2 separate regions of the Homo sapiens genome follow, and region 2 is linked to region 1. Evidence: chromatin loops called from intact Hi-C (ENCODE). Cell type or tissue: tibial artery. All regions are shown on one strand.

What was found. A loop is a pair of places that touch in the nucleus more often than their neighbours do. Peaks named below come from ENCODE experiments on the same cell type or tissue, not always from the same donor. Only the 100,000 strongest peaks of a DNase experiment are listed, where the experiment ranks them.
Region 2: it touches region 1 in a loop (3.0-fold over the local background); 5 of 110 quality-filtered maps call a loop at or near these places.

The regions. Positions count from the first base shown.
Region 1 is chr2:237,473,125-237,477,124 of GRCh38, forward strand. No RefSeq gene overlaps it. Among named protein-coding and RNA genes, the nearest start is that of MLPH, 12 kb to the right of the region's middle. RefSeq lists silencers at 2,063-2,472, 2,493-2,572. In tibial artery, a CTCF peak has its summit at 2,468 (motif pointing left); DNase peaks (open chromatin) are centred at 827, 1,547, 2,467, 2,937 and 2 weaker places; H3K4me3 peaks cover 1,454 bases; H3K27ac peaks cover 2,473 bases.
Region 2 is chr2:237,312,755-237,316,754 of GRCh38, forward strand. No RefSeq gene overlaps it. Among named protein-coding and RNA genes, the nearest start is that of COL6A3, 99 kb to the right of the region's middle. RefSeq lists enhancers at 423-3,876, 2,476-3,076. In tibial artery, a CTCF peak has its summit at 2,496; a DNase peak (open chromatin) is centred at 2,592; H3K27ac peaks cover 4,000 bases.

The DNA.
Region 1 (4,000 bases):
GTGGAAGGCAAAGGGATCAAGCACTTCTTCCTCCTTGGAGGCTTCCCAGACTCCCTTTGCCTCCCAGATGGCCAGCCCAGAAGCCCACGTGGCCCAGGTGGTCAGATGGCCTGGGGTGCGGTAGAGCCTCACACCACCGGCTGCTGCTCCTTAAGATGCACTTACGATGCCCCAAAAGCCCAGCAGCCCGGGCCAGAGAGGGCTCCTGCACACTCAGAAACCCACCCGGGCAGTGTGGTGGCAGCCCCCAGCAGGACACTTGTCTGCCCCTCCCGATGCCTTGCCCGCCTTTGCCACCCTGCTCTATCCCGAACACCAGCCACTAGGGCCTGCACCAACTGCCCCTTTGGCACCAGCTTCCCAATGGGCTCAGCCAAGAGGGGCCCAGCAGGAGCCTGGGGAGCAGGAAGAGAGAAGCCTGGCATTGACCCCATCTCCCTCCCCGCCTGCAGTGGCTGCAGCTGCCCGGACCCCACAGCTCTGGGGGCACCTCTCTCAAGGCTCCACACTCCACATTCCAGACACCGAGCCCTCATGTGCCTCTCTCCGGCCCGAGGCGGCAACAGCTCTTACTGCGGCCCCTCCCCGGGGACGTCACCTGCCTTACTGTTTCCTAACTCTGCCCACACCTTTGTCAGATGTCCCCGCGGCAGCAACTCTGCCACCTCTCTCCTGCCCAGACCCTGGCTGGCAGGAGGAGGACATGCAGGGGAACCACTGGAAGCCAGGAGGAGAGAGTTTAGGCTTAGCTCCCAGGCTGGAGCCCTTCAACTACCAAGTCTCACAGCCCAATGCCCTCGCTTCAGGGTCCCGTTGGTGGAGGCAGGGCACCAGGCAGACCAGATGGGGCAAAACCCAGGCCACCGGGGCTGACGGCTGAGCGTCTAGACCTCAGACCTTAGACCCAGGTAAGGCAGCAGCACCAGGGAAGCCCTAGGGTAGGAGGTGCCCTCGGGTAGGAGGTGCTGGGTGAGAACGGTTGGTGAGAAGAAGCGCCTCCCAACCTCTCTGCAGCTTCCTCACTAAATGGCTTGGAACTCAGGATATATGTTCCCACAGCCACAGTGGCCCCAAGTTGGTCAGGCTGTCAGGCGGCTCCAGAAACCACACACCCCATGACATGAGGAAGCCACAGACAGAGACACCCAGTTTCCCACTGTTTCCTTGGAAACGGCAGGCCCAGATCCAGCTCATCCACCCCCCTACTCTCAGCTAGAAACAAAGCCTGGCAGCTTCCCCTGGCACTCCCGGCCCACCTGGTCCACCCACTGGCTGACCCCAGCCTCTGCCCTGCAACTGTGGCCAAAAATGATGCCCCTTCAGCTTGGCCCCAGAGCGGGGCAGGGGCCAGGCTTCCAGGGGTAGCTCAGGCCAGAAAGGGACGAACTGGGAGCTTGGCCTTCCCAAGCAGTAGTGCTTGCTAAGGTTAGGGTTGGGGTTGGGGATGGGGCGCAACCCTGGCTGGAGAGCCCCAGGCGGCTGTGGGTGGGTCCCTGGAGGCCTCTGCAGGCCTGGAGTTCCTGGGGCTTGGATGGGCAACGGTCCAGGGATCTTGACCTTGTATTTGAGGATGGTGGGAAATCCCAGCACTTCCGGCTCCCCGACCCCAGGGACTCCCCTAGCAGAACTCAGGGAGCAGAAAGCCCAATGGTGCAATGCGATGCAGGCCCCCCTGCAAAGTCATTCCCCAGGGGCTGACCACGCAGAGGCTTGGGCCGCCGATACGCCAGGCAGGGGCATTAAGAGTGGAGAATTTTTTTAATTTGATACTAAACACACAAAAAGGCATTCAAGTAATTTGTGGATAAAGTCTGTTGGATGGAGGGGCCCAGCGCTGGATTCCCACAACCACTTATTTATGGCTTAGTGTGGTTTGACTTTGAATCCCACAAAAGGGCGGGGAGGAGAGCGGCCCCACGGCTGCGTAGCGTTCGGGGTAAAGGTCCTAGTGGCCACTGATTCCCGGCAGCCGCTTGCTGTAACGAGGGGCTCCCGGCAACATGACGTGGGGCTGGGGGGCTCCATTTCCAAGGAAACAATGCGTGGGCGCGGGGCTCCGAGGCCCCGGGGTCCCCGGGAAGGGCTGGAGGGCCGGGGGCGCACATCTCGGGTCTCGGGGTCCGGGGACGGCAGACGCGGGGGCGCGCGGAACTGCGGCCGGGGCAGTAATCACCCCAGGGCCGCCCAGGCCGCGCCCAGAATGGCTCCGAGGCGGGGCCGGGCCGCGGGGGGCGGACGGAAGGGCCGGGGCGGCGCGGGGAGGACCCTCCCGAAGCCCAGCCGGGGCCCTGAGCTCAGAAGCCTGGGAAACGGAGGCCACGCCGGGCAGGAGCCGAGCTCGGTTTCACCGCCCCCAGCGGACCGACCGCCCCGCCTCCCAGGACCCCGAGACCCCGGACCCCGGCCCGCCCTACAAGCAGGAGCTTTGGCGGCGCGCCCGGCTGCAGCCGTCGGCCTCTGTCGCCCCCTCCCGGAGCGGAGGAGTCACGGCGGGAAACAGCCCGAAGCCGGCGGGGCCCCGAGGGGGTCCGCGCTGCCTGCCCGGGGACCCCTTTTCTTGGCAGAGAGGATACTGACATCGGTCTGGAGGCCGTACGTCAGTCCCGGGGATGTCGGGATCAGCCTTGGAGGATGCCCTCGATCTTTATCCTTTCCTATGTCCCCAGTCCCTGGCAAAAGGTAGTAGACCCAGGGGAAGGATGCAGGAAGCGAGGAAAGGAATTCCCATGCCATGAGCACCATCCTAGAGGTGTTGACACACAAACACGCGCGTGCACACAAATCCTCTAAGGTAACCACAACAACAGAACCTATGAGCCATTTGTGAATACGCCGGCACTCGGAAGTGCTGTGGACACACTCCTACTCCACCCCTGACTCACTGCGCCTGCCTCTCAGACAAGGACCCATGCCTCCCTTCAGTCCTCTCTGAAGTGGGGACCGTACTGGCATCTGCCTCATTTAGTAGCTGTGAGGATTAAATGTGGTTGAACCCGTAAACTCGCTTGAACAGCACCTGGCATTGAAAGGATTGTAGCTGGCACCCTCCTCCTCATCTTCCTCATTCAATCAGTTAGGAATGCATTCAGCTGCAAGCTCAGGAAACGCAACCGACAGTTGCCTAGATGTGCAGGTGTGTTTTTCTCCCATAACAAGGAGTTCAGAAGTCGCCTGTCAGCCTGGGAGCACAGCTCAGCGATGCGTCAGGACACTGGGCTTTCTTTCCATCCCCAATCCTCACCATCCTATTGCTGGTCTCCTCCTGGTTGCCAGATACTTGCTGTAGCTGCAGATCTCAGATTCAAGATCCAGGCAGGAAGAAGGGAGAAAGGACAGGAGGTAAAGGGCTTTCTCCTAGTAAGGGTTTCCTGTTTATTCTGGAAGGGACAGGAACCTCTTGCACTTCGATTGTCCAGAAGTGTCCATGCAGGTTATCTTCACTGCAAGGGAGGCTGGAAAATGCCTATTTTTAGTTGAAGTCCTTGCTCCTCTACCTGGAGTTAGGGTTCTGTTAGCATACGAGGGACATGGTTATTGAGTAGACAACTAACGGGACCTGCCAGTGTGCTGTTGCATGGTCTACCTAACCTCCACTCTGGAGACAGAGAAATCAGTGCCCAGTAACGCTGGAAATCTTGCCCAAGGTCACACAGCTAGTGGGTGTGACATCCCAGTCTCCTGATTCTAAGTATTAATGTTCTGTAAATCAATGACTTGACATTGATTGTTGAGGCATTTTTATGGCATTGGTTTTGAAGCACTGATGTTAATTTATGAAGCGTATTTATAATAACTGCTTTAAAATTCTTACCAGATAATTCTACCATCTGATGCATCAAAGTATCAACATCTATTTATTGTCTTTTCTCACTCGGGTGGTTTTTTTCTGGTTCTTGGTATGACAAGTGGGTTTGTATTATATTCTGGTCATTTGGTTATTATGTTCAAACATAATAAAAGATTATTACAAAACATTAAAGAATATCTCCTGTTGTAGATA
Region 2 (4,000 bases), 160 kb before region 1:
AGATCAGGAGTTTATGAAAACCAAGCTGCAGAATCATACTCAGTCACGAGAAACACAACCGTGATCTCATTAGGAAGGACCGCCGAATACTGGACACTGCTGGCCACATTCTTCTCCTTGATGTTCTCTCCCACCCTCACTCAGTTTCCAGAATCCACCCTCCCACCTCCTTCTTCCTCTCTTCCATTCCCCTTGAAACCTGCGGAAGGCCCCATCCCTGTGTCCATCCCGAAAGGCAGATGCTCCTCAGTGGCCCTTGCCTCTCTTTGCTCACTATACATTCTCTCTGGGTGACAGCATTTGAATCCAAGGCTTCCTTGCCATGCTTGGATGAATAGATCTAACTGCTGGCTAATTAGCTTGTACCCCATAAGGACTCAAAAGCAGGATGCATTAATTTTCTTGACCATTGCATAGCTCATCATGTGTTCCCTGTCTCAAGAACGGTTCCACCATGCACCCAGACAGTTGGGCACCCTTGTCGCTCAGCCCTCTCCTCACCAGACACATCCAGCCAGCCACCAGCCCGGATCCCCTCATTGTCTCCTTCCCATCTCTTCAATCCCCCACCCCTTCCCTTGCCCAGGGCTACAGTCCTCAGGAAAGCCTTCACATCTCTCTCTCTAGACTGTTCACGTCCTCCCTGCTCCACTTGACATAAACCTAATAGTTCATTATAAGGGAAAATGGAGAGTAGATTGTCCTGGATACTGAAATGCAATCATGTCCTCTGCTTCCTTAAACACTTAGTCAATGTTCCTCCCTCTGTGCTGTCTTAAACATAAACTCCTTTGTATGACAGACAGGGCCCTTCAAGACCTATTTGTCAGCTATCAGCCCTGCCAGATCTCCACTATCCCAGGAAGGGCCCCAATGACAAAGCTCATGCCCCCTAAATAATCCCCTCTCTCCAGAGACGTCAAGTGTTTGCACGTGCACAAGCACTCACCGTGCAGAAACGTCTCATCCTTTCAGCCCTACTGAAATGCCAGCCCTGCTACTCAGTCTCCCCAGGTGCTGTTGAGTAGACGTGAATGTGTTTCTCCTCAACTCCCAGGCTTCACCCTCACCTCAATTGGAACAAATATTATCTTGTCTTTACTTGCCTGTGCATCTGTCTCTCAATGCTATTTAAGAGCAAGGGCCAAGATTTTTCATTTTCTTATCCCCACTGCTTTTCACAGTGCGTGGTTCACAGAGGGTCTCTTGATGGCACGCATGCCTTCATCAAAGCTCCTATCATTTTGCACAGCAGTCATTGTTTATACATCTGTTTCCCCTGCTAGGCCAGAGAGACAGAAACTCTAATGCATTCATCCTTGTGGATGCACATCCCATAGCACAGACCATTGCTTGCTAACTACACACCAAAATGGTTACCAGACATTAAAACTTACACGTACGCCCGTGCCAGCATGATTGTTCTTGGATCTGCTTGGATTTTTTAATTACCAGATAGGATGATGACCAGTATAGGCCAAATCTCCAAGGCCAGTTGGAGCTGGAGGACCTGGTCTGAAGCATTCCTTCTAGAAGCTCCTTTCTTCAGGCTCTCCATTTATGGAAGCTTCCTCGGCATCTGGTGCCTAATAAAGCTTGGTCTCCTCTTTCCTCATGGCACTGGTTCAGCAGCACATCCAGAACGCGCATCTGCATTGTGTCAAGAACTCTGCTTATTCTTCATAGAAACAGGCTACTTAACACAACCGGACCTTCAGACAACTCCGGCCACTCTCACGCCGAAACACCTATGCATTCACTATAAAACCTAGGTCTGTCATCTGTACAGTCTTTCTGTTGGGGTCACATTCAATGATCTTTTGGTCAAGGGCAAGGGCATTCATTCCCAGGCCAGATGAAGCTTTGCGCAGCACTCTACAGAAGACCAGACACAGAAACATGTACTTAGAGGTGCATTTAACTCAGTGCCTCTAAACCAGAGATTGCAAGCTGGTGGCTCAAGGGCCAGAGTTGCCCAGAAGACGTTTATTTGGCAGGAGTGTATTCAAGTCTTCAAACCCCAATGCCTTTAGAATGGACACCTCTTCCTTATTTGCCTCAAGCCCCAGCAGTCCCTAGTGCTTTGCTCCTCCTCTGCCCAAGAGACCCACCCAGCCCTTGAAGACACAAGACTGTGACTCCACCTAGACCAAGTATGCTCCGTGAGCTCCAAAAGGACCCCAAGGGACTGAGGCTGAGGGGGGTCTCTGAGCCACCATCGCAGTGGCTGCCCTGGCTGCCAATACATCCCCTGTTATCACACATTCAACCCACTTTGAAATTGTCTAGTGAGAATCCCACTCCTGCTCCTGGAGCCTAAGGAGGCCTAAGCCTTGTGCTCAGGGAGGTCACAAAGGGAGTGACCCCGAGAGGCTCCAGAATGGTGCCCTTTCTCTGTACATCAACAATTAATTTGGGTTGGGGTTTGAGTAACAACTTCAGCCAAACAAGGGAATCAGCTGAGTCCTGATGAGGCTCCGCAGACAGTGCCTCCACTTCCACAGAAGACAGCCAGGCTGCGCGGCAGAGCCTGCTGAGCTGCACCCCGCTATTTTTAGTGCTGCTCTCTGCCACGCTGGCGAGGCTGTCCTGCTCAGTGGCAGGCAATGCGTTCCATGTGTGCAGGCTGGAATGCAGCGGCTGAACCAAGGCCAGCAGCAGAGCCTGTTTCCTTAAAAGGCAAGAGAAATTCAGATCACATGGCCACAGGGACAGGAGCATGGATCCTGGGACAGGAACGGATTTCCATCCTAGAGAGCTCTTCAGGGGCAAGTGAACTAACAGAGATCTGCTTATGAACGTGCTGTAGGTGAAAATGGATTTTTATATTGAAATTCAAATAAGTACAGGGATTTGAGCCGATTGTTCCATTGCATTCCGGTCGTCTCAGGAAAAGAGGTCCCTGTGTGATTTATTTGTGGCAGAGACCCTAGAGCCACTCATATAAATTCCCCTCAGACACTGACTTCACAAATCAAAGCTGTTTGGCCAGCTGGTTACAGCCTGATGTTAAGCAGACTCAGGCCTCAGCTCAAGCTTCTCCCAGGGCAACCTCGTGGAAAGAAACAGTTTTCTGAATATATTCTAAAACAGACTAGAATAGAATAGAATAAAACAGAATTAGAATATATTCTAATTTGAGACCTTTATTCTGAATATCATTAAACACGCATAAGTTTTTTCTGGAAACGGTTAATATTTATCTTTCTTATCCTGAAGTTGCATCTTACACTGAGTAGCATTCGTTCCCCCGCCCCATGAGGTGGGAAATTCAACAAACGACTCATTGTGTATAGATAAGGGCCAGGCAATCTATTGCCAAAGTCCTCTTTTGCCTCACAGAAAAACAAAGATAGAGACACTCTTGAGGTCCTTCTGCACAGCCCTAAACTTGTACTCAATCTTCGTACTGTTTTCCAAATCACTGTCTTAGGTCACAAGCATTAGACCTGGCCCAGGAATTAATGAAGGCCACCAGCAAATGAAGAAGACAGGAAAAAAGTGTGGTTAGGATGATGGGCACAGACCCCCAACATTCAAATCTAGACAGTCAGCAAAGTCATGTCTAGTTGAGGCAGTCAGGTTGACAGTCACATAAGGACCCAGTTTTCCTGTCCCACAGTGAGGAAACCACAATAGACTTTACGTGTCATTAAGTCTTATTACTTTAAGTGCTTCCCTTAAACAAAAACTAGAAAGCTTTGTTTCTGTTGTTTTGCCTCTTTTGGAAACTGTCAAGGGAGTTAGTAGGGAAGGTGATGCCTATACCTATGCCTATATAGGGTGAACTACAGACTCTTAAATGTCACTGATGACTGTGTGTCATGGCTGCATACACATGAACTTATACGGGAGCAGTGATGAACGCAGTCCTCCCATATCCTCCCCACCACAGCCCTCAGGTTCCCGCGTCTCTCCACAGGGGTGGGCTTAATTAACCTAACAGGGGTTCCGGTTGTTTTTGTTTTTTGTTTTTTGTTTTTTTGACGAAGTCTTGCTC